Linked DNA regions of Mus musculus: regions 2, 3, 4, 5, 6 and 7 are each linked to region 1. A link is a loop called in an ENCODE intact Hi-C map of the cell type or tissue named here. Cell type or tissue: left cerebral cortex. All regions are shown on one strand.

Evidence for each region. Hi-C counts contacts between places; a loop is a spot of excess contacts. Peaks named below come from ENCODE experiments on the same cell type or tissue, not always from the same donor. Only the 100,000 strongest peaks of a DNase experiment are listed, where the experiment ranks them.
Region 2: it touches region 1 in a loop (7-fold over the local background); 4 of 42 quality-filtered maps call a loop at or near these places.
Region 3: a loop joins it to region 1, with 2.7 times the contacts of the local background. A loop is called at or near these places in 2 of 42 quality-filtered maps.
Region 4: it touches region 1 in a loop (4-fold over the local background); 4 of 42 quality-filtered maps call a loop at or near these places.
Region 5: a loop joins it to region 1, with 9 times the contacts of the local background. A loop is called at or near these places in 12 of 42 quality-filtered maps.
Region 6: a loop joins it to region 1, with 5 times the contacts of the local background. A loop is called at or near these places in 7 of 42 quality-filtered maps.
Region 7: a loop joins it to region 1, with 2.4 times the contacts of the local background. A loop is called at or near these places in 6 of 42 quality-filtered maps.

What each region holds. Positions count from the first base shown.
Region 1 is chr2:78,866,858-78,870,857 of GRCm38, reverse strand. Ube2e3 (ubiquitin-conjugating enzyme E2E 3) reads right to left here and starts at 1,811. Exons shown (of 6, transcript NM_009454.2): 1 at 1,453-1,811; 2 at 180-401. The coding sequence starts at 373. In left cerebral cortex, a CTCF peak has its summit at 1,645 (motif pointing right); DNase peaks (open chromatin) are centred at 261, 820, 1,667, 2,255 and 1 more place; H3K4me3 peaks cover 2,583 bases; H3K27ac peaks cover 2,339 bases.
Region 2 is chr2:79,452,611-79,456,610 of GRCm38, reverse strand. It overlaps Neurod1 (neurogenic differentiation 1), which reads left to right. Exons shown (of 2, transcript NM_010894.3): 1 at 1-60; 2 at 1,563-3,974. The coding sequence starts at 1,574. The coding sequence ends at 2,647. Among named protein-coding and RNA genes, the nearest start is that of Neurod1, 2.0 kb to the left of the region's middle. In left cerebral cortex, a CTCF peak has its summit at 2,480; DNase peaks (open chromatin) are centred at 1,329, 1,584, 2,237, 2,595 and 1 more place; H3K4me3 peaks cover 3,675 bases; H3K27ac peaks cover 2,893 bases.
Region 3 is chr2:78,720,606-78,724,605 of GRCm38, reverse strand. No RefSeq gene overlaps it. Among named protein-coding and RNA genes, the nearest start is that of Gm39865, 28 kb to the left of the region's middle. In left cerebral cortex, no CTCF peak of the experiment used is centred here; DNase peaks (open chromatin) are centred at 973, 1,591 and 2,066.
Region 4 is chr2:79,253,042-79,257,041 of GRCm38, reverse strand. Itga4 (integrin alpha 4) reads right to left here and starts at 1,616. Exons shown (of 28, transcript NM_010576.4): 1 at 1,186-1,616; 2 at 743-864. The coding sequence starts at 1,382. In left cerebral cortex, CTCF peaks have their summits at 1,527 and 1,731 (motif pointing right); DNase peaks (open chromatin) are centred at 936, 1,489 and 1,712; H3K4me3 peaks cover 1,475 bases; H3K27ac peaks cover 686 bases.
Region 5 is chr2:78,047,232-78,051,231 of GRCm38, reverse strand. It overlaps Gm52519 (a long non-coding RNA gene), which reads left to right. Exons shown (of 3, transcript XR_003953861.1): 2 at 1-151; 3 at 3,332-3,521. It overlaps 4930440I19Rik (RIKEN cDNA 4930440I19 gene), which reads right to left and starts at 55. Exons shown (of 7, transcript NR_108098.1): 1 at 1-55. In left cerebral cortex, CTCF peaks have their summits at 1,798 (motif pointing left) and 2,714 (motif pointing left); DNase peaks (open chromatin) are centred at 1,807, 2,384, 2,627 and 2,912; H3K4me3 peaks cover 1,136 bases; H3K27ac peaks cover 991 bases.
Region 6 is chr2:78,924,444-78,928,443 of GRCm38, reverse strand. It overlaps a transcript of Ube2e3 not described here. Among named protein-coding and RNA genes, the nearest start is that of Gm37004, 46 kb to the left of the region's middle. In left cerebral cortex, no CTCF peak of the experiment used is centred here; DNase peaks (open chromatin) are centred at 636, 1,886 and 2,180; H3K27ac peaks cover 1,854 bases.
Region 7 is chr2:79,638,054-79,642,053 of GRCm38, reverse strand. Itprid2 (ITPR interacting domain containing 2) reads right to left here. Exons shown (of 18, transcript NM_080558.4): 3 at 2,748-2,797; 4 at 1,852-1,908; 5 at 53-92. Among named protein-coding and RNA genes, the nearest start is that of Itprid2, 4.6 kb to the right of the region's middle. In left cerebral cortex, a CTCF peak has its summit at 1,946 (motif pointing left); DNase peaks (open chromatin) are centred at 2,840 and 3,286; H3K4me3 peaks cover 1,292 bases; H3K27ac peaks cover 833 bases.

The DNA.
Region 1 (4,000 bases):
AGAGTCGATAGTTGCAGGGAAACTGCGTGGCTATACCACACACAGAATGACAGCCCACTCAAGTTCACATACGTTTGATGGAGAACTATTTCTGAACTATTGCCACTGAAGTTAAGCCAGCAAAAGCCACCAATGGGAAGGGGACCTGACCGTGTGAGTCCTCCCCTTGTAGACATTACCTTTTAGCACTAGTGGATAACTTAGCAGTCGTTTTGCTAGAGAGTTTGGTGTTTTTCTTCTGCTGGGTGGCAGAAGGTTTTCTTTCTTCCTGTTCCTCGGGCTCTGGAGCGGCAGGGTCTCGCTGATCTGCATCTGAACTGCCACTGCTGGTGCTAGGGCTCTCATCATCCGACCTTTGCCTGTCACTGGACATCTTGGTGAACTTATCTCTGGGAAAACTTCTAAGGAGAGAAGAGACCCATGGAGAAACATTAGATCTTTAAAAAAAAATAGCAGCATGCACTTCTCAATAAGCACCTTTGAGAGTATTTTATTGAAAAGGATTCGAAAGTCCCTGTACTTAGGGTGCAGCACGTTACAGGGAATCTGATACGTATCATAATTTATAATGCAGGCGTTGAGGGATTTACCAAAATGCAAGTTGGAAAACCCACTCACATTTTTTTCCCATCCCTTGGACAATCTATCAATTGTCTACTTTCTCAGAAGGCATGAAACAGATTTGCCAGGGAACTTGGGCAACGGGCATTAATAACATATGACAACTGTAAATAACAGATCTCGCCGAGAATGTTCAGAAGTCACTAATACCGTCTAAATATTTACAGGCTGACACCGGTCTGAGCGATCAAATCCTCCTTCCCAGAGGAAAAACATACCCCGTTAGTCGCCCATATGCTTATTTACGGTGACGGGGTCCTCCCGTGCGCACCGAAAGCCTTTGAACACAGCACTCGAATTTAAAAAAAAAAAAAAAATCAACTGGCAGCCGCCCCACAGCCGTCCCCACGGCCGGCGGCGAGGATTCACCGGGCCGAGCCCGAGCTGCCACCCGGGGAAGGGCAGGCTCCAAACTGCACCTTCTGCAAAGCTCCCGGTGCCATCGACGTTCCCCGCTCAATTCCTCCCTCACCGACCGACATTTTGTTATTTTAAAAAAAAAAAAAAAAATCCGCAAAGCGGCCAAAACCCCGAGGGCAAAACAAACAAACAAACAAAAGCCCTCCCCCACCCCCCACCCCCAGAAGTGCAACAAATTGGCGCGGCCCGCCCCGGGGCGAGCACTGGGCCACGCAGCTCCGCGGTCCTTTGTGGGGAGGGCCGCGCAGGGGACCGCGCCACTGCGCCCGCCCGCCGGGGGATGCGGGACCCGCCGCCCCGCGCCGCTGACTGACTAGCGCGGCGGACTGAGGAGCGCGGCGCCCGGCGCGAACAAAGCTGCCGCCCCCGCCCCCGCCGCCCCCCACGCGGGCCCCGGCCCCGCCGCCTTACCTCGGCCGCCCGCCCGGCCCGCTCGTGCGCCGCTACGCTGTGGGGGAGGGAGAGCGCCGAGGAACCTTCCTTGAGGAAATGGAGGCAGCCTGGGGGGGGCACCGGGGGGGCGGGAAAAGAAGCCGCCGCCGAGGCTCCGGCCCGGGAGTGTGGAACATCGAAAGTCGCAGGCGGCCGTGCAGTGCCGCGCTGCGGCCGGAGGGTGGCGCCGCCCCGCGCTCCGGGAGCCACGGTGGGGTGGGCGCTCTGCCGGCCGAAGGCGAAGGCGCAGGGACGCGGGAGCCCCCCGCGCGCTCAGCCTCCCGCCGCTGCGCTCGGCTCGGCTCGGCTCGGCTCCTCCCGGTCGCGCAGTCAGCAAGTTCCGAGCGAGCGGGCGGGCGGGGGAGGGGCGGGCGCGGCGGCGCGCGTGCTCGCTGCTTGCCTGGCGGAGGGGGCGCGAGCGGCTCCCGCGCGCCCCCGCGCGAGCGCGCTCCCGCTGCGCCTTCTTTTTTTTTTTTTTTCCGCCGGGTGGGGGGTGGCGGGCGGGGGGTGGCGGAGGTTGGGGAGCTGGGGGGCGGGGGGGCAGATGCGCACGCGTCCGCCCGCGCGCGGCCGGGACAAAGAGCGCGGCGGGGACCGGCGGGCTGGCCCCTGCGCCCTTGGCCGCCGAGCTCGTACTGGAAGAGGAGGACGAGGAGGCGGGGGCGGGGGCGCGGTCTCGCGGGGCCGCGGGTGGCTTCCGGCCTGAGCCCGCCTCCGGGCCGACGCTGCCCAGTGGACTACCCGCCCCTGAGGTTAGGGGCCGGCGGTTACCCCGGGAATCCCGTACCTGAGCGAGAACCCTGGCGCGTGACTGGGGCTTCCCCGGTGCCCCGAGAGGCAGGCGATGAATGGTGTTATTGAGGAGGCCAGGCACGCAGGCAAAGGAAAGCTGCTTCTGGCCCCTCTGAGCTGAAGGAAGTAGCAAGGTAGAGTCCTGGGCTTCTGAGCGAGGTGAATAGGATTTTGAGACCAGGGGACCTACCTCGGCTAATCTCTGGCTCCCGTCCTGCAATGGCGCTGCCAAAAGGGGACTGCCCTCTGGACGCTTTGGAAACTTACAAAATCCCAAACTGTGTTTTAAATGTCCCGCTCAAGATGTAAAAAGTGGAGTGAGGAAGTTTAGGGGCAATAACCCGATGTGTCTGGCGGCGGGCTCTGCTTTGCGAGAGAGAGAGAGAGAGAGAGAGAGAGAGAGAGAGAGAGAGAGAGAGAGAGAGAGAGAGAGAGAGAGAGAGAGAGACCACTTCTGGATAGAGAAGCCATGGAGGGACTGACTCTATATGACACTGTCCTCATTAAAAGTTTTAGATAGGAATCAGGAAGGTTGCTGGTTTACTCCTGCCTTGCTTTTTGCGGAATCTTCCAAGTGGAGTCCAGTTTTGCCCCAAGCACAAAATAGACAGAAGTCCAGAAACTTCCTGTTTGCCGCTCCTGAGACCATGTTCCAGTGATGGAACCTCGAAGGAATTTGTGCATTCCTCTCTCAAGAGTGTTCAGGGCCAGGGGTCCTGGGAGGAGGAGTTCACAGAAGAAACTAGAATGGCGGAGCCATAAGACATGAGCCAATGCTCAAGAGAAAGGAAAATGAAAAGAAGTGAGCCAACATACTATTTTTCCTCCAAATAGAAGAGCTTTGGTAAAAAAAAGAAAAAAAAAATACTCGAAACTATAAATAAGTCACATCTGTAACGTTTCAAAGATACAGATTCAGTGAACTTACACAAGCGAGCTATATCCTGGTATATGCTAAGCACATAAACTGCTTCGTGTGTCCAGAGCCGTCTCCTTACTCCCTCCCCGACAAGAGCTCTGCCAAGTGACTGGAAAGAGACCCCATTATTGACATTCACCTGGATGGGGAGAAGGGTGTTCCAGTTTGAACAGAGTCATGTGTGAAGAGGGATAATGGTCTGTTTGTGGATCAATCCCCCAACACTTCGATTTGACAGAATGAAAGGGAGCAGATGGGCAGGGTCTGAATCAGACATCTCCCAACTTTACATTAAGTAACACTCTTAAGTAACTTTACATTAAGTAACAGACACTGCTTGAGTAGCAGGCAGCCAGTGTTGAGTCTGGGCATTGTTGTGGATGCAGCTTGGCTGTGTGTTAAAAGGTGAGAGGCTCAGGGAAATTCAATACCCTAGAAATAGCCTGAAGGCCCAAAGGCTAATTGTTAACAAAAAGTCCATGAATCTTTGGCGAGTTTGGTTTCATGGAGCCCAGATCGATGGAGTATTTGGGAACTACCAAATTCTTAAGCAGTTGGGAATGCACTTGTTCTGCTCAGTGTGTAGTTGGTCAGAAAGCAAATAGATAAAGACTAAGAAATACTGTATTACAGGAGAAAGAAAATGAGATTGGAGAGTGAGAGCAACTGTGTACAAAGTAGAGAGGTGTCCTGTGCTAGGTCCACAGGACCTAGAGAGGTGTCCAAATATGTGACAACCTTTATGTAATAAAAGTTTCTTTAAAGTTAAACAACTGAGTTATTAATGCAGCTCAGAGTTGTGGTGATGGGCTTGAA
Region 2 (4,000 bases), 590 kb before region 1:
AAGGTGTCCCGAGGCTCCAGGGTTATGAGATCGTCACTATTCAGAACCTTTTAACAACAGGTAATTATGATTCCTATTTTTTACTCTCCCGAGAATAAAAGCAATAATTGAAGAGCTGTACCTTGGTACTTTGCATGCGCACATTTGTGGAGTCGGTTGTCCCTATATTTGAGATCAGTGTCCCTCCTCGTAATTGCCCACAAGTACTCGCACGTAATGAGTCCCAGCACTCAAGTACCCCCTGCAGGCTTTCTAATTACATTTAATTTTTAATAGTATAGAAGCTTTTAGAATGTTTGGGGAGGGGAGTAACTGTAATTATTTGTAAGCGGTTATTTGAAAGTCCCCAAAGCAAACAACCACTTCCAGTTCTCACTTATTCAGGGGAGAAAAGGAGAGAAAGAGAAAAACAAAACAAAACAAAACAAACAAACAAAAACACCTGCTGCCCATAGTTTTATTTGGTGTACAGATATTTAGGCTCATCGTGCATATGAAACTATCTATTTCAGGAGAATGTAGTACTGGAAAACCGATTGGACTCTGAAATAGCTTAGCTGAAATGTAGGGAGAGGGGGAGAAAAGGAAGGAAATTTTCCTGCTACCTGTTACTGTCCCAGAGGCGGCCAAGTCCCCATGCTGGGGCCAGACATTCAGTTGTTTTACTAAAGGCTTTTTACAGTTCTTATGAGAAGCAGCACCTTCACCATTGCCAGTCGCTGACCATTGTAATTACTCCATCTTTTAAAGGGAGGTTTGAGGCGAACTTTGAAAAGCCCCAATAAAGAGCGGGCGGCCCTTTCAATGGGCTGTTTATTAGAGAGGAGCCTTTTGCACCTGATCCCCAGCGCGTGGGAGAGCCTCGCCTGGGAGCCAGAGCTTTTGTACAAGGTGGGAATTTAGCGGGGGCGTGGGGGGGGGGTGGTGAGGCAAAGAAAGAAAGGCAAGAGAGGGATGGAAGACTTGTGCCCACTTCTGTGGCCAAATGTGTTGTCGATAGGAAAATAATTTGATGGAAACTACCTTTCCTCCTCTGTGCATTGGCTCTCCCTTCCATATAATCTTCTTTAAAAATTGGGGTCAGTGCTAGGAAATTACGTAATGGCTTTTCAATTTATTTAAACCTCTAAGTAGTGCGAAGCCAGAGCAGAGATGAGTTCAGAGTATTCCATTTCCAAACTCATCGTTTTTGTGAGTTGGGAGTGACTTGGGACACAGTCAGAAAACCATGCACTCTGTACGCATTTCCACACAGGGCACCTGGCCAGATAATTGCCCTGCACACAGTTGAGCTGATCACTAGGAAAGGCACCCATAGCCACTCATGACAGGCCTAGTGGTACCTACTACGCAGCACCGAGGTACAGACACGCCAGCATGAAGCACTGCGTTTAACTTTTCCTGGAGGCATCCATTTTGCAGTGGACTCCTGTGTATTTCTATTTGTGTGCATTTCTGTAGGATTAGGGAGAGGGAGCTGAAGGCTTATCCAGCTTTTAAATATAGCGGGTGGATTTCCCCCCCTTTCTTCTTCTGCTTGCCTCTCTCCCTGTTCAATACAGGAAGTGGAAACATGACCAAATCATACAGCGAGAGCGGGCTGATGGGCGAGCCTCAGCCCCAAGGTCCCCCAAGCTGGACAGATGAGTGTCTCAGTTCTCAGGACGAGGAACACGAGGCAGACAAGAAAGAGGACGAGCTTGAAGCCATGAATGCAGAGGAGGACTCTCTGAGAAACGGGGGAGAGGAGGAGGAGGAAGATGAGGATCTAGAGGAAGAGGAGGAAGAAGAAGAGGAGGAGGAGGATCAAAAGCCCAAGAGACGGGGTCCCAAAAAGAAAAAGATGACCAAGGCGCGCCTAGAACGTTTTAAATTAAGGCGCATGAAGGCCAACGCCCGCGAGCGGAACCGCATGCACGGGCTGAACGCGGCGCTGGACAACCTGCGCAAGGTGGTACCTTGCTACTCCAAGACCCAGAAACTGTCTAAAATAGAGACACTGCGCTTGGCCAAGAACTACATCTGGGCTCTGTCAGAGATCCTGCGCTCAGGCAAAAGCCCTGATCTGGTCTCCTTCGTACAGACGCTCTGCAAAGGTTTGTCCCAGCCCACTACCAATTTGGTCGCCGGCTGCCTGCAGCTCAACCCTCGGACTTTCTTGCCTGAGCAGAACCCGGACATGCCCCCGCATCTGCCAACCGCCAGCGCTTCCTTCCCGGTGCATCCCTACTCCTACCAGTCCCCTGGACTGCCCAGCCCGCCCTACGGCACCATGGACAGCTCCCACGTCTTCCACGTCAAGCCGCCGCCACACGCCTACAGCGCAGCTCTGGAGCCCTTCTTTGAAAGCCCCCTAACTGACTGCACCAGCCCTTCCTTTGACGGACCCCTCAGCCCGCCGCTCAGCATCAATGGCAACTTCTCTTTCAAACACGAACCATCCGCCGAGTTTGAAAAAAATTATGCCTTTACCATGCACTACCCTGCAGCGACGCTGGCAGGGCCCCAAAGCCACGGATCAATCTTCTCTTCCGGTGCCGCTGCCCCTCGCTGCGAGATCCCCATAGACAACATTATGTCTTTCGATAGCCATTCGCATCATGAGCGAGTCATGAGTGCCCAGCTTAATGCCATCTTTCACGATTAGAGGCACGTCAGTTTCACTATTCCCGGGAAACGAATCCACTGTGCGTACAGTGACTGTCCTGTTTACAGAAGGCAGCCCTTTTGCTAAGATTGCTGCAAAGTGCAAATACTCAAAGCTTCAAGTGATATATGTATTTATTGTCGTTACTGCCTTTGGAAGAAACAGGGGATCAAAGTTCCTGTTCACCTTATGTATTGTTTTCTATAGCTCTTCTATTTTAAAAATAATAATACAGTAAAGTAAAAAAGAAAATGTGTACCACGAATTTCGTGTAGCTGTATTCAGATCGTATTAATTATCTGATCGGGATAAAAAAAATCACAAGCAATAATTAGGATCTATGCAATTTTTAAACTAGTAATGGGCCAATTAAAATATATATAAATATATATTTTTCAACCAGCATTTTACTACCTGTGACCTTTCCCATGCTGAATTATTTTGTTGTGATTTTGTACAGAATTTTTAATGACTTTTTATAACGTGGATTTCCTATTTTAAAACCATGCAGCTTCATCAATTTTTATACATATCAGAAAAGTAGAATTATATCTAATTTATACAAAATAATTTAACTAATTTAAACCAGCAGAAAAGTGCTTAGAAAGTTATTGCGTTGCCTTAGCACTTCTTTCTTCTCTAATTGTAAAAAAGAAAAGAAAAGAAAAAAAACCAACAAATTGCACAATTTGAGCAATTCATCTCACTTTAAAGTTTTTCCTGCTCGCTCCCTAAAATAGAAACCAGACCCATAACACTCAAGAGGATGAAAACCGAAATGCATTCCTTATCAAAACACATCAATTCATTACTTGCACAAGCTTGTAAATACATATTATAAATAAATGCCAACACACACTCCTTTAAATCAAAAGCTGCTTGACTATCACATACAATTTGCACTCTTTCTTTTTAGTCTTTTACTTCTTTGAATTCCATGATTTTACGGAGTGTTTGAAGATATTGATGTTTCCAGAAAATATAAATGCATGATTTTATACATAGTCAAACAAATGGTGGTTTGTCATCTATTCATGTAATAAATCTGAGCCTAAATTTATTCAGGTTGTTAATGTTGGGTTTTTATACCTGTGTAGTCAGTTAGTACAGTAGTTTAAATAAAATTCAAACCATCGAATTCATAATTAGAACAATAGCTGTTGCATGTAAAATGCAGTCCAGAATAAGTGCTGTTTGAGATGTGATGCTGGTACTACTGGAATTGACATGTACTGTAATCTTGTTTGTAATCCTGTGTATTATGGTGTAATGCACAATTTAGAAAACTCCCATGCAGTTGCAATAAAAATAGTATGGAAAATCAAAACAATTGTTTCATTTCTTTCGAAAGTG
Region 3 (4,000 bases), 150 kb after region 1:
CAGAAAACGTTTGAACAGATTTTAAATCTTTCTGCTCATTATCTTTGGAAAAATATACAAACTCACTCACACACATTTTTTTTTGCAAGGTGTCTGTTACAAGTTTTATGCTGTGAGGGGTACCTTTTACTCAATATGTTTCTAAGCATCAAAAAAAAAGTGACTCTACAAAATACAGAAAGATGAAGAAAAGGTTATGTGTATAGTAATTATTAAAAGCAGAAGCAGAAAAGTGTATGTTAATAAAAATATTTAGCTTGATAGGGTGCATGAAATTAAACTTGAGAAAATTCAACAGCATCAACATTCCGACACACTCACAGAGGCATTGCTTTGTTAAAGATGCTAGCTGTGAGAAGCCAGCTTTTCTTGTCTTGTCACGCAGGTGCCATTCATTGGAGTACATCACATTTCTGGAAGCTCCCAACTGTCTTCAAAGAGTTTATTCTACGCGGATGTTATTCCTCCCTCATCTCTATGCAGATAATATAAAATTAGAGTGCGGCCATCATGTAACGCATCATGGTGTAACAGGGGAAAGGTATAAAGGTGGACGAAAGCCAGATAATTGGAGAAGACTTGCTTCCAGTGCTAATTTTAGAAGTTTGCAATTAGCATTTAAGATTTGATGGAATCAATAGAGGCTTTTAACCAAGAGGACGACCAGCAGGATCGGAATTTCATTTTATATAATGAGTGGAGGTATCTCATGGAAAATGAACTTAGAAGAACAAACCAGAACCAGGGTGGCCAGGCAGGGGTTTGTTGCTATCCTTGAGGGGTCCAGTGTCTATCATTAGATGACTGCGCTACACCATGCGTCACCTTCCTCATGATCATGGTTACTGCTTAAAGTTAAAATGCAAGCTACGTGCATTGGTTTCCATAGTCTTGTTCTCCCATGCAAAGGCTTTCCCTCTGCCTCACCAAATCCCTTCCCACCAGATCTGAACACATCCCACTATCCTCTACCATGCCTGTTATATTTGGTCTGCTTCCCAGTGTACTCACACTCTGCCTAGACTGGCTCATGTTCCAGCCTTCACTGAAGGCTGGCTCTCCAGCAGCTGTCTTTTTTTTTTTTTCTTCCTCACACTGTTTTTTATTAGATATTTTCTTTATTTACATTTCAAATGTTATCCCCTTTCCTAGTTTCCCCTCTGAAAAATCTCCTATCCTCTCTCCCCTCCCCCTGCTCCCCAACCCACCTACTCCCATTCCTGGCCCTGGCATTCCCCTGTACTGGGGGAATATAGTTCATATTGCTGTTCCTCCTATAGGGTTACAGACCCCTTCAGCTCCTTGGGTACTTTCTCTGGCCCCTTCATTGGGGACCTGTGGTCCATCCATAGATGACTGTGAGCATCCACTTCTGTATTTGCCAGGCACTGGTAGAGCCTCTCAGGAGACAGCCTCCAGCAGCTGTCTTGAGTTGGCATGACTCTTCTTTCTCATCAAGTTGGGTGGGTCAAACTCCTCATGCCTCAGAGCCAAATCCAGACACAGAACTGCTCATCTTCCTTTTCTTCCTGTGAGGCTGATGGCTCTTTTTACAGCACCACCATATGTAGTGTTGTCACGAATATAAACGTTCTAGTCACTGTTCACATTCATTTGTACTTTAGCGCCTCCAGCATCTTTTCTCTATCACTATGCCGGTTACTATATGAGATAACACCACTCATCATTCACACTCCCATACGAAATCCTAGCTTCTCTTTGGCGTATTTCCTAGAGATTGAAACATTCCATTCTGCAGGGCTTAAGAGAGAAGGTAAACAACTCAAAATAGCTTCAGGAAGTCCCTAAAATGGACCAGATTCACTAGGCCCCTCCCTCCCAAGAATAAATAATAAAGACTGAGAGAGTAAATCTCAGACAAGCAAAGCTATAAAAAGATTCATAGATCAGCAGAAGTGCTTGGAAGAAGCAAAAAAGCCACTAAGACACCTGAAAGTCATTTAGACCAACGCAGTCACTTGGACAGGGCACTCTCCAACCTGTTGAACTGTCTGGAGACTATAGAGTGAGCTCCCAGTTTGAAAGTTTGCGAGCTCTCCTCCATGCCCAGAGGGACTTCAGTGATACAGCTATCTTTGAGTCATGCTTCTGCTGGTGACAGCATACAATGACAGGGACTGCCTGTAGTAGGCCGGAATGGAGACATCTCAGAAGACCGGGGCAGCTCCTTGTAGAAAAGGATGGCGTCTGGGACCCTGAGAAACAGAAGACACATCCCTCCAGGGGACCTGCCATCTGAAATAAGGGACATGCCTTCAGTAGGCCAGGATGGAGACATCTCAGTAGCCCATGGCAGCTCTTTGTAAAAAAAACAGTTGTTGTCTTATTTCTCCTAACCTTAGCCCTGGACAATGGCTGTATAGATTTCATTTGTGAGTGACTGCTTTTCAGTTGGCCTTGGTGTGCATAATTATTATATTATATCTGACTTTCTTACTTCTTTCTCCTTCTGCTTTGGTGAATTCTGTGAAACTAGATGTTCCCTGATGTAATGATTCTTAAACAATCAAAAATTGAGGCATGGGACACAGCACAGCACAGTCCTAAAGGCCCAGGTGCATGCTGTGTGTTCTCATCTTGGAAAAAATGTAATGACTGCACAGTGGTAGTTCCAGATTAATGCTTGACTTGCAAAGAAAGTTTGAAGAAATTATTAGAAAATGAAATAGAGTCAACATTGGGAACCCCAAGAAAGGAAAAAATTATTAAATAAGTTATGAAATAAGTTTTGTATAACATTTGAGAGTGGTTCCTAGATAAGCAAGCATAGAATATGTAAAATCTTATATTAGTAAAATTAAGTCAAAACATCAGGGCTCCTAGAAGAGTCATTGTGTGCAATGTTCAGAATCAGAAAGCTAGCGGAACTATTGAGTTAAAGGGTTACCTTGATTCTTTCTTTGCCTGGCAGCTTTGTCCATGTCATTGATCATTAGAGCTTCACAGGAAAATGCAAGTACCTGGCCTCAGAGCTCTGAGCTCTGAAGTGTAATGAGTTAAAGTTTAAATAATGATAGATTTGCAATTATTGTTATTTTGGCTATAGGCCTGGGAATAGGGATGCTTGAAACATTGGGGAACAATTGTAATTCTTGATTCTTTGTGTGACATGGTTTTTTTTTTTAAATTTGATTTGATAATGATTACACAATGTCTTTTTTTTTTTTTTTACCTGCTTTTAGAGTATCATTAAAAGACTGGAGCAAAGCAAGATTTTGCTGAAAGGACCCTGATATAGCTGTCTCGAGTGAGGCTATGCCAGTGCCTAGCAAACACAGAAGTGGATGCTCACAGTCATCTTTAGGATGGAACACAGGGCCCCAATGGAGGAGCTAGAGAAAGTACCCAAGGGGCTGAAGGGGTCTGCAACCCTATAGGTGGAACAACAATATGAACTAACCAGTAACCCCTGGGCTCTTGTCTCTAGCTGCATATGTATCAGAAGATGGCTTAGTCGGCCATCATTGGGAAGAGAGGCCCCTTGGTCTTGCAAACTTTATATGCCCCAGTACAGGGGAATGCCAGAGCCAAGAAGTGGGAGTGGGTGGGTAGGGTAGCAGGGCAGAGGGAGGGTATAGGGAACTTTCAGGATAGCATTTGAAATGTAAATAAAGAAAATATCTAATAAAAAAAGGGAGAAAAAAAAGACTGGGACAAGAGAAAGAAAGGCAAGAGAGCATGTAGAGAACATGTAGAGAGCAAGTGAGGAGTATGTGAGGTGAATGTGGAGAGTGAATGAAGAATGAGAGAGAGAGAGAGGGCATGAGAAGAGTGAGTGAAGAGAGAATGTGAGGCGTGATGGAGTGTATGTGTGAGTGAAAGAAGAGTGCATGTGGTGTGTGTATGTGTGATGTGTGTGAAGTGTGTGGGAGAGAGTAAAAGAGGAACACACAGAGGTGTGTATGAGTATGAGAGTTCAAGAAAAGAAAAGAGCACAGGAGAAAAGCAGAGAGCACAAGAGAATGCAGAATGTGTGCAG
Region 4 (4,000 bases), 390 kb before region 1:
ACATGAAACTTGTCTCCTCTGCCGTCAGCGCACATTTCTCAAGTTGCTGAAAACCTAAATAAAGACAGAAACGAGGGCTGAAAGACAGACCTGCTTTACAGGAGAATTTGAGGGGAGGAAAATTAGTAATTATATGTCAGACCTCCTATATTTATGATTTTAACAAAAGGCATGCTGTTTTTTTCTTCCCATTCTTTTATGGTAGGTAGTGTCATTTTTAAAGGAAGGGGAAGAAAAATCCCTGGGCTACATGGTGGGATATAGGCTAAATGGTGAGATATAGGCTACATGGTGGGATATAAGCTACATGGTGGGATATAAGCTACATGGTGGGATATAGGCTACATGGTGGGATATAGGCTCAATCAAAGTTTCTATTCCTGATGTGCAGCTCACGCTAGAACAAAGTTGAGAAGTTGGGTCCTCAGCCAGAGAGGGGTTTTAAGGCTTTGAAACAGATTTTACACATGGAAGAGTTCTAGGACTGGTAGAAGGTAGCTTGCCAGAAGCCACCCTATGAGACTTCCCCTGAAAGAGGTTTGGAAGATACTGAGATCACATACAGTTGCAAGCAAAGGAGAGGAAAATACTCTCAGGAGCAAGCTGGCATGGGGTTAAAATTGAAAAGCTTGTACTTTAATCCAGAAGAGACCAGCATCATAGTGTCTTCCAGGACTTGCCCAACAGTGGACCCACGAAGGGGAGAAAGTTCATTATGTCTTGTTTTGGGGACCCAACTCACCCAGCTGGAGCTGTTCGCAGGTCTGGTTTGGATTCTTTCTGATCCCGCATCTGTAAATCGCCCCAGGATTGACCACTGAGGCATTAGAGAGCCAGCTGGCAGTGGGAGCCCCCACGATGAGCCTAAAGCAAGAACCATGCAAGTTCGCTCAGACGTGAACCAGTCTGCCCACCCACTCTGCCCCGTGTTGGCTTGTGACAGCTGTGCAGTGGTCAGCAAGGGAAGTGGCACCCACCTCCTCTTCCCATGACTGGAGACCCAGGACTCAGGAGCACCCTGGGGGCTGCCATCCCAAGATAAGTTAGTTCCAAGGCTCTCCAGTGAGGCAGCTGGCTGAAGCCAGGTCTTTCTCTGACCTCCCAGGAGGGCGGAAAGTTTGATTCATACAAGGAATCCCAGAGGCGGAGGCGCTGTGACATGCCTCTTGGGGAGGGCGCACTCACCAGCGCTTCGACCCGTGGCTGTGCAGCACCACCGAGTAGCCAAACAGCGTGCCGGAGGGGCCCTGGTACAGCAGTGCATTCTCCGGGTCCAGGTTGTAGGAGTGCCCGGTTGGCACCCCGAAGTACAACAACAGCATCACCGCTTCCCGGAGGGCGATCCCTCGGGACCTCGGTCTGCACCTCGCTTCCGCAGCCATGCGCTCTTGGTGGAGAACATTCAACACAAAACGGCCACTGACCAGAGTTGCACAGGATGCGACGGTTGGCCAAAGAGAAGAGCGCCCCAAGAGATGAAGTGCAGCAGCGTGTCCGGTGCTGGCAGGCGACAGGGGCGGAGAGAGGGACGCCAGAAGAGGAGGGGAATTGGTGGCCACAGGCGGAGCGATCGTAGTGGCCAGGGATGCTTCAGGCTCTGGCCCACGCCCCGTTTCTGTGGCCCCGGAGCCAGGGGCCGGGTGCTCCTAGGATCTGGGTGGGGTCCTGGGTGTGGTGCAGTGGCTCACAGCCTGGCCTCCCTCTCCCCAACCCGATCCCCATCCCCGCCCCGCAGCAGCTGTAGGGGGCGCTAGGGGACCTAGGTTGCATGGACTCACACCCTGGCAGACATCACACACAGTGGCTCTGGCTTCTGGGGCCCAGCAAAAATAACCCTTGGGGGAACACAAAACAGATCAGGGGATTCCCTTTTGAAAGTTGGCTAAGGCTTGATGCCTTGCGGGACTTCACCAAGTGACTGGCCTCCAGGGCCAGTCCCAGTGGCCAATAATTTGGGAACTAAGACTGTGGAGAACCTTCCAGAACTTCCTCTGTCACTTATGTGCTGTGTAGCATACAGAAATTACACAGTTTGCAAGAAGCCAAAACTGCTGCCCCCCCCCCCTCCCGCCCCAGCCCTATTGGAGCATTTGGTGACAAAAGTATATGGCTAGTCTCTTCAAAACTCCCAGGCCTGCAGCCTTTTATGCAGGCTTCCTTCCTCTCTATACACTTCCTCTTAAATAGAGTCTATACGCATGAGCAAGCCAGGCAATAGCCTAACACAGAAAACCCAGGCAAGCTAAGGAAATTCTGTGACTTGCCTCACTTAGCAGACTCCACCCCTTGCTCACTTCTTCATAACTAGTCCCCATGTACACACTCAGTTACCCCAGGACATACCTACCACCAGATGTGTAGACACAGCCTAAGACAAGGTCATAACAGGCTTCTAAAAAGCCACCAGAGATCAGAGTCACAGCACACCTAAGCCAGGAGATGGGCCTCTGCTGAACATACTCCTTGTGTGCTGCTTTTCTTTTTTTTTTTAATTTTATTTTATTTTTAATTTATGTCTTACACTCCATATTCCATTCCCTGCTTTTCACGCTGGAGCAGGAGGCAAGTGCTGGTGAGTGTTAGCAGGTGAGATGCTGGCCCTCTTACCTTTGTTGCAAAAAAAAGACAAATGACAAGAAAGAAAGAAAGAAAGAAAGAAAGAAAGAAAGAAAGAAAGAAAGAAAGAAAGAAAGAAAGAAAGAAAAAGAGAGAGGGAGGGAGGGAGAGAAAGAAAGAAAGGAAGAAAGAGAGAGAGAGAGAGAGAGAGAGAGAGAGAGAGAGAGAGAGAGAGAAAGGAAGGAAGAAAGGAAGAAAGAAAGAAAGAAAGAAAGAAAGAAAGAAAGTCCGTGTCTGCCAGTTACACCAACAGAATCACAGGCCCGCAGCTGTCGCTGTTCACTGAGTCAGATCATCTCATGCAGTGGGCAGCCCCCAGTCCTCGAAACACCACAACAAATCAGCAGGATGCCTGGAGGAGCACCCAGCAACATTTTTGGCCTGATAGTAGAAAAGAAAAGTTCCCTACTCCATAAAGTTTAATTGTTTGGGAACACTTGAAGAGAGCTGGAAGGCAAGGATCGCTGAGTTGGGCTCCACACACTCTGAGAAGAGGCACGAGGGAGGAGCCGGTCAGCCTGGTTGAGGGACTGAAAAATAAAATAGCACGTGCCTCCTGAGCCCCACAGGCAGGGAAGGGATGGTGAAACTCTGGTTGGCACTGATAGCTGTACAGTGGCTAATGGGCAGGTCCTCATTTCTATCATTCAGATTACAATTTGCTACTTTTCCAGAAGTATTATTCAACAAGCCAAGACAACCCTCCTTCCTTCCCTTAGGACTTGAAAACAGCCCTGCTGCTAAAAATCCCCTCCCATTGGGGAGATAGAAACAATGTCTACCCCTTGTGCTAACGTCCCATTGGCAAACCCAGGCATGACTCTGAAATTCCTTTCCTCTGGGGAACTGTCTTAGTTAGGGTTCCTATTGCTGTGACAAAGCACCATGATCAAAAGCAACCTGGGGGAGGAAAGGATTTATTTGCCTTAGATATCCTGAATCATACTTCATAAGGGGAAACCAAAACAGGAACTCAAACTGGGCAGGAACTTGGAGGCAGGAGCTGATGGAGAACCCACTGTCTTGCTTCTGGTAGCTCACTTAACTGGCTTTCTTATGGTGCCTAAGAACACCAGCCCAGGGTGGAGGTGGTACCACCCACAGTGGGTTGGACTGTCCCACACTCTATCATTACATGAAAAAGAAAAAAAAAACATTTAAAAAGTCCTACCGGCTTGCTTGCTTGCCTACAGCCCACATCTTATGGAAGCAATTTGTCAATTGAGATTTCTTCCTCTCAGGTGACTGTAGGTTGAGTCAAGTTGACATACCCAGCACAGGAATCTATATGTTGGTTGTGTTTCTTCCGAAGCATAAGTGAGAGTTACTTACTAATATGTGGGTTCTCTTTCCCAACACACCACACCTGGAAAACCAGCAGACT
Region 5 (4,000 bases), 820 kb after region 1:
AATCCAAACAGAAATCCCAAAAGCTTGCACCTTCCTTAATACAGCTGGTTTGAGTGACATGAGGTCGCTCAACTTTGTCATAAACCCCCGCTGCCTTGGCCACGCCCACAGAAAAGAAGCCTCTGGAATCTAGGAAGTCGCGTGAGACAACGTGAGACACCATAGCCACTCCGTAGCTTTTGCTGTTCTCTATGACGTACCATTTAAAGGGGGGGGGGGGGGAGTCGGCAAGAATTTTGTAGGATAGGAGCATAAACTCAACAAATGAACCAAGTTAAACTGTCCATGGTTGGGCCCTAGCCAACTGTAATGTCAAACTGAAGGAGAAAGGCCCTTTGGCTCCCAATCCTTACTACACATTTCTTTCCTCCATCCTCTTTCTTTGGGCTTTCCAGCGCAAGCCTCTCAGTTTCCTTGGCTAATCTGCACTTATAGGGAAACTTGGTATGCTTTATGATGCAAGGGTTTAACAAGTTGCTTCTTACAGTAATATTTACATTTCAAGAAGTGATACTTGGACGAGCCTTGAGAGAGGACCAGAAGCTGGAGTTCCTGCGGGGTTGAACCCCGTCCGTGGGTGTCGAGAATTCAGCCTAGCATCATGTGTCCTTTCACACAACGGTTCAGCATATTTCATGTTTTATATGTTACAACTATGTTTCCTTCCAGGCTGCCTTTTTCTGTGGGAACATATATGGTTTTCTAGAACAAATATTTTTTAAAATTCGCATTCTAGGTTTCAAAACCTGGTTTAGTACAAAAAAAAAAAAAAAAAAAAAAAAATCTTTCCTTACAGAAAAATTTCAAACTCTGCTGAAAGACTTCAGGGTTGTCCAGGCAAACGTTTTCACTCTGCCTGATCAATATGAACAACTCCCCTCGCATCAGCACTAAGCTAAATGTTTTGCTGTCGTAGTAGCCTTTAAACTAGGGCATATAGCTGAAGGACCCCTGAGAGCATACAGCCAAAGGTATGGTCTTTGTACTTTAGAACAGAATAGTGTGGTTTCAGTCAGAATATCCCTCCAGGAAGTAGAAATATCTTCAATTTTGGGTTTGTGTTCTTAGCTTCAAGGGGAAAAAAAGGGGAAATAAAAGAAAAAGGGAGGAAGGAAGAAGTAGTTGGGGGAAGGGTGTGGGCACTTTCCATCATATGACAAACCCTGCCCATTGTTAATAACAGAACTGACCATGACAACATATTCTATCAAATTTATACTACGATATGAGACAGCAACCAGTTTCTCATTGAGGCCACATTGTCAGTGCATTTAACTCCAATGCATGTGGGTAAAATGGTCTCCAGAGCTTCCTGCCACTGGAATCACCTGGGAAGATTTAATCTCACCGATGCCCAGGGACTGCCTCTGTAGCCTCTGGGCATCAGAAGATGTCAACATTACTCCATGTGATTCCTGTGTGTGGGTACATTGCTCATCAAAGGACAGAAGACAGACATATTCCAGATACCTGTTTGAACTGGTTGACTGAGCCAGCTTCATTGGGTATTTAACCAATGTTCGCCTTTGTAGCTTCCCTACATCCCACATTCTGTGAAACGGAGGCAGAAGTGGCTCACAGTCTTACAGAGCAGCCTTCTGACCCATTAATCAGTAGGTTGTTCCCCTCTCTTTTTCCCTCTGTGGGCTCTGACTCATGCTGCAGTAGAGAAAAAGACAAACAGCCTAGTCAATAAATGACTACTGCTGTTGGATTGCCTTTCTTTGACTACAGTGAACAAGCCAGAAAGTGCCTTTCAGTAATACAGGAGCCGCTTAGGAACCAGGCTGCCACCTGGCGGCTTTCCTGAGCATTTCACTCTTCCTTCCAAAAGAAACGGGAATGACTAATCACAGCCTCCTCCTCATTTACACACTAGACACGGGCTCAAGGAGTCCTCTGCAATGGAGGCTGTGCTTCGAGGTGACACTCAGAATAAAACGGCAGAGGCAGCCCTTTCAAGAGGACAAGGAGGGCACACTGGCGTTCAAATACCCCACCCACCTGTTCACCTTTGAGGCTGTTCTTTGAGGGCTTTCAAGAGCGATGTCAGGTCAAACAGGAGGATAGGGATGGTTTGTGAAGAGCCCGAAGACCTTGTTTATGGTTTCTGAACATCAGGTCTACCTCGAAGCCTGGTGAAACTGCAGGTTGCAGTGGTCCAGCCCCAGAATTTCCAATTCAGGGGGCTTGGGAAGAATGTGAGGTTCTAAGGAATCTCAAATGATGCTGCTAGTCCAGAAATTGCACTTTGAAAGCCGCTGGATAAATCACCACTGATGAGTTAGCTGGCAATGGTCAGCAATCGGCTGAGGGCGTCAGCTTCCTTCGTCAGCACACAGGACTAGGAAGAAAAGGCATGCACGGGGCCTCTCACTCAGTTCAAAGATATTGTCTCTGTGGGGTCTCCCCTACATGTCCATGGAGAAGCGTAAGGGTATCAAAAATGTCAGGTAGAAATTGGCTAGGATCAGAAGTGGATAAAATGTCTCTTGGCTGTTTTGCCTAGAGTCCTCTGGGCTCTCTTGGGAAACATTGGGTAATCTTTTCCCTAAATACTACATCATCCCAATCCATTAGTTCAGCAGGAAGCAGACCTGCTTGACAAGCCAAAATAACATGCTGAGATGGATTTCAAAATGAAGATTTTATGGAGATATATACTATGACCGAAGAAAAACTAAGTCGTTTCCATTCTAATAGCGCCATCTAGTGGGAATTCGAGGATATTTGTTTTGCTCTATCTCAGTCAAAAATGGAAGTGGTTTACATATTTTGTGGCAACAAAGGGGTCCCTATCATTTGCTACTTTGGGTGTAAGACAGGAGAGCAGTAAGCAAAGCCAGAAGATTATGACTGTGTGAAAGAAGTTCTTTCAGCCACCCACATTTTCTACGAAATAAAGCCAAATCATCAGCTGAGGAACGTGGACAGACGTATGTTCACAAAGGCTTCTCACAAGTCACGTATCAAAAACAGTCAAAGCAGAGCAGTCACGTCACAGCACAAGGCATGGTGCTGGGTGTGTACAATACAGCTTCAAACCCCTAAGTACCACTAATCCATAATTAGATGAAGATACAGGGCCAGCTAACTCATATTCTGCATGAGTATACTAGTGATCAATGAACCGTACAGTTAGTTATACATGGTTGAATAAATCGAATTCTGTACTCTCTACTCTAGATTCCAGAAAAGGAAAACAGAAGGTGAAGGCAGAAATGCTAAGCCTAATTCTAAGAAGAAATCAAAAGGGGGATAATTGAGGATAGATAAAACAAAAATCCTATGTCCCTGGCCCATGAATGCTAACCAGAGAACTCTGTTGCAGATGATCTGATGGTTTAAATGTAACCATCTGTTGTAGTTAACCTTGACTGTCAACTCGATGGGATGGAGAATCATCACGGCATTTCTGTGGGGGAGTTTCTACATCAAGTTCACTGAAGTGGGGAGACCCACCCTAAACACAGGCAGCACCGTGACATGGGCTGGGGTGTAAAACTACATAAAAGGAAAGCCAACTAAACAGACAGCACTCATCCCTCTCTGCCTGGTACTGAGGATACACAGTGGCCAGCTAACCTATACTCCAGCCACCAACACCTCCTGCCCTGATGGACTAGACCCTCACACTGCAGCCCCAAATAAACCTTCTCTTAAGTTGCTCCTGTCATTTTTTTTCCCTGTAGCAACAAATAGAAGAGCTACCCTTCTGGCTGAGCCATGGGAACTTAGTAGAATGTTAATCAGAAATAATTTAAATTTTCTAATTACTTGATTGTTGAATTTGTGCTTTTCCATGCACAGCAGGCAGATGCGATGGGCATCTGATAATTTGTCAGATGGGTACCAATCTTATAGTCGTAGTCCAAGCATGTGACACGGGTGATGTAAGAGATCTGGCCTGCCCCTCTTCCTCTACTCCAAAAATCATGTAGTCTGGTTGCACAGTATGCATTTAGAATCTCTAATCAGAAAATCAGGAGTTTAAAACATC
Region 6 (4,000 bases), 58 kb before region 1:
TTGAAAATACACGAGGAAAAAAATACACTGAGAGGATATAACAATCTACAAGTCAAAATACAAAGGGATTGCCAATTTTAGTTACCAAGTTACTGGACTTCAGAAACGCTAATGGATCTGTGACATGCCCTTCTATAAACACAGACTTGAGAGATTCTGTTAGCTGAGATCCTCCAGCCCAGGCATATATGGAGAGTGCAGTCTAAGTAAAGTATCCGAGAGGCACTAGGGGGAATAAACTGAAACAGGGGTGGGGGCACTTTGTTCCTTTAAATCACATCAGTAATATATGAACATTTCAGTTTACCGTGAGTTTAATGAACGGTTCCCTTTAAGCCTAGGTTTTGTGTGCACAATTAAATAGAAGCAAGCACTTGCTAGTCTCACTAGAAACACCATTATGACAGAACAAGTGATACATGCCGACTGATACACAGGACTTAGCCACCGACTAGGTACTTGTCTACTCACAAAGTCTCATTTTAGGAAGGTGCTTATACATAGTTAAATACGGTTTTATGTAGTTTGAGTCATTGGAAGCTAAGACTTCCAAATACTCAGAATCTGAGGGAAGAAAAGTACAAAGTAGCCCACTCATCACTGAATTATTTTGAACTAAACAGAAAGCTCAATTTTAGCACTGCCAAATGCTCTTAGGTACAGACAGCAATGTGCCACCTCACCATCTGTTTCAAAGCACCAAGTGCACATTTAAACTATGAATGTGCCTAGCAAAGGTGTTTAACAGAAAGTTACACATGCTAGGGTTCACAGGGTTACACACATCAATGTTTAACTACTCCAAGGGAAGTACAGAGATGTCAGAGAATCCAAGGACTGCAGTGTTATTAACAGCAGTAAGCCTTGAAGAAGAGTCTGGAGATTAGCAAGTATTCACAATGTATCACTGTCATTAGTTTTTTGAGCAAGTATTTGCAATGTTGCCGGTAGCAAAAGTGACCCTTGAATTTCACTGCAAAACAAACATCTGGGGCTACTGAGCTCATGGATGCTGCTTCATTACAGAATGGTACAGTGACAGAAAGCAAGGCTTTTGCAGAGTGTAGACTTCACCTGTTCAAAACCAGGCAACCCCTGAAGTCATGAATTAAGAACTGCCAGATGGAGCTTGTATGGGGGAGAAGTGTGAAGGATGGATTGGAGTCTGTATAGACAAGAAGGTATTCTTTCAACAAGGTTCTTGAAGGTAAGGGATAACCAAGCACTGGATTTAAATAGGGCTAGAAAGGAAAAAGAAAAAAAAAGACTCAAAATTCTTTGGAAATATGGAAAATAGGGCAATTATCAAGTTGCCTCTGTAGGAAATATGCTAAAGAATAATACAATTAATTTAAGAGGAAAATAGGCATCACCTATTTAAGTTCAGACAGAACATTTACATGAGCTTAAAAATGAACGATTACAGCAAATAGTAGCTTTCTTTTTCTCCTTTGGTGTCATCTCCAGGCAAGCTTGGACCTAATCATAGACTTGAACAAAGCCACACTTGTTAAAGTCAGCTATGCAAAACTGCCCTAGGTAGCTAACGAAAGTGGCCATTTGAGTCCTGACTTGGCTCCTGAATGCCATCTGATGCAAGGAAGCCATTCCAACATCCCTAAAACTCCAGGTCCTTCCACACTCCTGGGTTCCTCACTTCAGCTTCTTTCTGACGCAGAGTTGAGTGCTCCTTTCCTGCCCTAGCAGCACCCATCCTGCAGACAGCCTTAGCAGACAGGCTCGGGTATTTTCATAGTGCAGACACTCCATCTTCACATTAGAGTCCTGAATGCACAAGCCTAAACCAGATAGGATTGCAACCCAGCAGATCTATATAGGTCCACTGTCCCAACACACCCACTGCACTTAAGTCAGGCACTTCAAAACCAGACTGTCAAAAATAAAGCTCTTAGCCTCTTCCCAACCCTGTTCCCTCGGTTCCCTCAGAACTATATTCTTCTGGTCTGCTCAAGTCCCACACATTGGTTCCTTTTCTACATCACACAGTCCAACTTTATCAAATACTGTTAGCTCTACCTTCAATCCAGACCCAGGGATTTCTTATGAAGAACACTGTCACCCAGGTCAAGGCCACTGATAGCACGTATCCAGTCTCCTAACTGCTCTCAAATTTTGGTACGTGTGTCCTCTCCTCTTACAGCTTCACTCTCCCACTCAGCCTAACAAACCTAAATCATATCTTGCATCTTTGGGTGGAAAAACACCCTCCAAGAGCTTTCCATTTATGAGAGCCAAAGCTCATGCAAGACCTGAAAATCTGTTCATCTAGCTCCCCTTAACCTAGTGCCACCTACTCTTCCCCAGAGCTCACTACTCCTGTCTCACACACACACACACACACACACACACACACACACACACACACACACACTCTCTTCTTGAATTCTTGAGTGCTCTCATGCCGTAGCCTTTCTTTTCACCTGCCATCCCCCCTGGGACACTCTTACCCAGCTTATCTCTCACATCACTTTTCTGCCCAAGTCTTTCCTGGCTACTCTCAACTGAGACTTGGTTTCTAAAGAAGCAGTTTTATTGGGGAAGTAAAGATAACACACAATCTTAAACAACTAAGTTGTACAAGGCTCTGAAAATTCCTTTTCATGTCTTTGAAGCCTTGGAACCCTGATTTATACACTACTCATTCCTAAGTGAAGAGTGACTTCCTTCTTCCTCCCCACACCCACTCCCTAATTCCTTTTCCTGCTTCTGTTTTCTGCATACCACTTTCTACTTAACAAATACTTTCTTTCTCATTAGAACTCCGTGTTTAAGGATGGGGTACTAAGGATAGGGGTTTTCTGATACTTCTAAGAATCCAGAGCAATACTTATTTTCTGAAGTACACAAATAACAATGTATTGACTGAGTAAAATTAATTTATTTCTAAAAGTCTCATTAATGTAGATGATACACACAAATAAAGTGTAATATGCATTTTAAAATGTGCCATTAAAAAACGTTTTCATATATACTATATAGTAACTGTTACCACTGGAGATTTTATATATATAAAAGCTTCACTGTTTGGTAAAAACACATTGTGAAGGCCAGTGTTCCACTAACAAGGAAGCAAGCAGATAAGGAGATGAGCAGATCACTCACTCTCTACTCGCTTAGTCCTTTATATTCCACACAACTTATTTTTCATCACTTTATAGGTGATAACAGAAAGCTTGACATAATGTCCTCAATCTCACATCACTAGAAAACACTCGACTTCCCTTACATTTTGGGGGCCTTGTCCTGTCAGGCTTCTGACAGTGCTGGCACTGTTCAACTACCCACTTCTCAGTGGGTTTACGTCCTGACCGTATTGCATCATGGTGGGCCCAGTTTGCTCAGATGATTTGAATGCTCATTTGTAAGTGAGATAACTAGAATTAGGGAGTCACCTTCCAATTAAGACTTATTAGAACAACACTGAGCAACAGAGTAAAAAGAAGCCCTTTGTTTTGTATGTTATCCCATTTCCCTCTTTCATAGACCATGTAAATAGGGAATTTCATTAACAGCTTTCAACATTCAAGAGTAGCTCCCTCATAGAGAGCAGCACACAGCATATTATATACTTTTATGTAGCTCTTTTGCTTAAAGTATTTTTGTTAAAATAATTCCCCAAAGACCATCCTTTCCATTTTTCCTACTTTCTTAAAATACAGGTACAGTCACGAGTCTCTTAACAAAGGCAATATACTCTGAGAATTCGAGGACAGCTCTTCACCACTGTACAAATATCAGAGTACACTTACACAAACTTGGGCAGGTAAACTAGGCTACTTAGAAACTAAGAAACACCATTGGTAGATTTTACTCATCAAAATGCTAGCACACACTACACAAGCCTACATATGCTTCTTCGCAACATTTTTCTTTTTACCAGTAAAAGGGAATTAAGAAGATACCAATGATAACAGGAAACTGTGTACAGTCAGAATGATTTCTGGTATACTGATGAAGCTTTATAAGATTAATTTATTCT
Region 7 (4,000 bases), 770 kb before region 1:
TATGATCCCTTTTGACTTTTTAAGAAAGGAGCTGACCCAAACAAGTACATACCAGTTTTCAACTTGAGCATCAGGTTCATGTAGGTGATTGGCTACAAGTAATAAACAAAAAGACAGACAGACAGACGGACAAACAGACAGAGAGCACAGCTGTTAGAAGGAAATGGCATAGTTATGGAGAAGACAGGTTATCTACATCGTCATGGTTGGCTTGTTAGATATCCACTACTGAAACCACTGGACAGAGGGGCAATAACTGCGCCAGCAGCTTTTGGAGGTGGCTTGTACTTTCTGGCAATGCAAAACTACTTCTAGCCGAGTATTTAAAAATTAAGAAAAAAAAAATCTATAAATAATCAATTAAATTTCTGGAACCCGGCTGATGAGTAATGAGGGAGATGAGCAGCATATAGTGGTGTATGTAATGCTATTAAATTTCAAAGCTGTCAATCAAGAACATCTTAAAAGTAAAGGGACTGGGTGCCATTAAGGAGAACCACAGTATTCACATATTTCTTCTGTGATTTTAAAGTTAGTATCAGCCTTTAGAGGATAATGTGAACTGCTCTCCACCTTTCAATGTAACATTTCCTTTAAAAACTTCCTCTCAGCTTTAACCTAGATTAACAAGGTCAAAGCAAACAGAAGTCAAGGTTTAGAGTTAATTTCATCATAACTGTAGAAAAACAAAACAAGTAAGAGTAATAATCAAAATGTCTACTTCAGCAGTTGATTTTTTTATTTCTGATGTGCAAAACTGTGAGAAATGTTTGCTTCTTTATACTTCCTACCAATAATATCGTTTGATATCATGAAACCTCCCTGGCAGATATCAAAAGCATCAAATGCATTGCTTACAGGGATGCTGATGTACATCTCCATAAAGGACTGACAAGATTTTTAAGAGCATTGACTTGAAAGAAGGAAGTTAAGTTTTCAATTATTCCTTGAAAAACATATTGACAGGGATAATGAAAATATGCATACTATACTTTCTGATGCTAGACTGTTCTAAATAAGTAACTCATCTTACAAATGGAAATGCAGGTCTAAAGAATCAAGGACACTAAACTCAGTGAATAAATTCATTATATCATAAACTAAAACAAAAACCAAAGGGCTCAGTCATGGTGGCTGACACGTGCAACCCCAGTACCAAGGCGGCAAAAGCCAAAGCACCTTGACTGTGAGGTCAGCCTGAAGCTACACAGAAAATCCAAGGCCACCTTGGCTCCACAGTAGCGACCTGTCTCAGGACAAAGTAAACTACCTTTTATAATAACAGCAAAATTGCTATAAAGGAGAAAGCTAGCTTTATAGACTGGAAGCTCTACTGGCACCTACAAAGGATTTAATGACATACTTTTACAGTGCTGAAGCCGCTTGAAAGAGGCAGCAGCATAAGGATCCGACTTGTAACTCTATGTGGGCTTTGTCCTTTAATCTGTAACTGTCAGGGGTTAAAAGAGGGAAAATATCAGGAGAAAGACAAACCACAGCTCTAAGTGTGACATGAGTCTATGTCCCTAAACCAAAACGAAGCTTCAACTTAGTTTTTTCCTGCGTAAATATTTAAGCTCCCGTCTGTCTTTGGGTCAGTTTTCCTCTCATTTATATCACCATAGTTTTGTCATAAACAATTCCTCTGCACATTTAGGTCAGGCAAGATGGTATTTCACAGGCGTCCAGGCAGGAATCCTCCTGGGTAAGACAGTGAATGTGACCCACTGTCAAGGCCTTTATTTAAATATATCTCCAAGAGCCTTCGATTTGACAGTTCTTCCTTCATTTCTTAAGGTAACTAAAACTCCATAAAGATTAGATATAGATATAGTTCCTCAACAAACATACCTTCAGCTCCCAGTGACAGGTCATCTTCAAAGCTTCCTCCATTTCTCACAAGCACACCTAAAACAGAGGGTGAAAATTCAGAAACCACGCCCCCTGCTGTGCTGTTTACCACTAATCCCTGCTACTTTATGACATCATTAATTAAACAAGTCTACTAAGATATTTCACAAAACCTAGGAAAATATCTCAAACCTGACTACGCTGAAAAATTATTTATGTCATTTCAAAGAGCAAACAAGCCTTTTCTCTGTTGTAAGGAAACTAGGTTTGTGGCCAGGTAAATTTTCCAGAATTCGGGGTTCATACTTTATATTCCCTTATGCCTCTGAAGACATTTGATTAGAGAAACTACTTCATCAAAGAATTCCGTAAAAAACTAGGTCCCAAAGCAGCCATTCCTTACACCTTCACGGTATGTCAGGACCTCAAGCTATATTTTCCTCACACGGTGAATGCTTCTCCTTCACCTTGTCATCACCTGCACATTCTTGCTGTACTTGGAACGTGAGAATTTTGTCTTGCACAGGTGCAAAAATCCCAGGTGTGGTAATTTCAGTTAGCACAAGCAAAGAAATGCTACACTAAAGTTAACCTGGCTCGCTCACGATATATTTTCTTTCTATTGACATATCAGAGTCTGTATTTACTCCATCTTTATAATATCTAACTGGGCAATAAGAACATAAGGATGGCATTGTGAGGAGCTTCGGGAAACAAAGTTACTGAAAGCTACTTACTATTCTTTTATGACTTATGACAATATCTCCCCCTTTGGGCTTCTAGCTCACAATGGCATATTTTATAAACATGATCCTCACTAGTGCAATTCACACGACACTCTCAGCTAAAAGACGATGGGCGATTCTAACTTTTGAAGGAGGACAATGCTCTCTTACCCTTCGGCGTACCACTGCTTTGCTCATCCAGTGAGGCTCCCAGAGGGGTGCTGTAATCACAGGAACACAAAAGCCTCAGTCTCCTGAACACCCATCTGCAGAACTGTCCCTGGGTAGCCTCACTTGAGAATTATAGCTAAGCAAGCATCTTAATCAACTCAGCACTCCTCCCCAAACACCAGGAATGTGAGCGGCTTACATAAGTAATGTCCTTCTAACCCAGCAAATACCTGCTGTCAGGTCAGTTTACCAGCAATAACCTAATCACAGGTCTGCTCTGAGGCAATTAAGAGCTGGGATGGCCTTAGCATATGAAATGAATTGTTATTTTCTTTGCAAAATTAGAAGGGAGGGGGAGAGAAAGAGACAGAGACGGACAGACAGAGACAGAAAGAGAGAAGGCTAAAGAAACACTCAGTCCCTCCTACCAAAACAAGCCAACAAGAACAACAACAAAAATATAAAACCAAGATTAGAAGAAAGCGCCTTTTCAGTGGTAAGTAACTTCACTTAGTAAAACAAACCGGTTACAGGCGTCAGGAAGAGTTCTTAACTCTTGCCTGCCAGTGGAGCTGGCAGCTCAGAGCACAACCTAGGCAGCCTCGCCACCTCCACAGCCGCCTTTCCTCACAAACACAGGGAAGCCTGAGCATCTCTGTAACGTTTTAAACTCTAACAAGTACACATTCTCCTCCCGTAGCTTTGCAAAGTCCTCAGCTCCCCTTGGAATCGGAGTCAGGGATCAGCCAATACTGACTTTTCTCTCCCTCAAGTTTGTAGTTCAAACACGAATGTCTCCCAAGTTGTTTTCAAACACAAAGATATCTTTACTTTTCCCAGTTTTGTGACTTGCATCACAGAAATATTCTTGTATTCTGAAGGGTCTAGTCTGTGATACAGGCTTCAGTTTCTCAGTAACAGTTCTAATGATTTGCATTAGAAGTGGGGTGCATTCAGCTTCAACTACGCTGCTCAATGCCAATTACAAACGCAAGCAAATCCCTAAGCAAGGTGGTCCTGTGAAATTCAGTGCTTTTGAGACTGGAGTTGAAGAAGAATCACCAGCAAGTACCATATGGGCCCTGACAGAACTTCAATTTTAGGGTTTTGCAAACATTTCACATTTGTATCATTAAAAATCTTTTTTTCCCTCCTGGTAGCTCTTTCCTTAGTTGGGCCCAAACACTACAGTGGCCTGTGTCCACAGCTGCCCATGCTATTCTTCACTGACAGAAAATGGCAAGTAGGCAGAA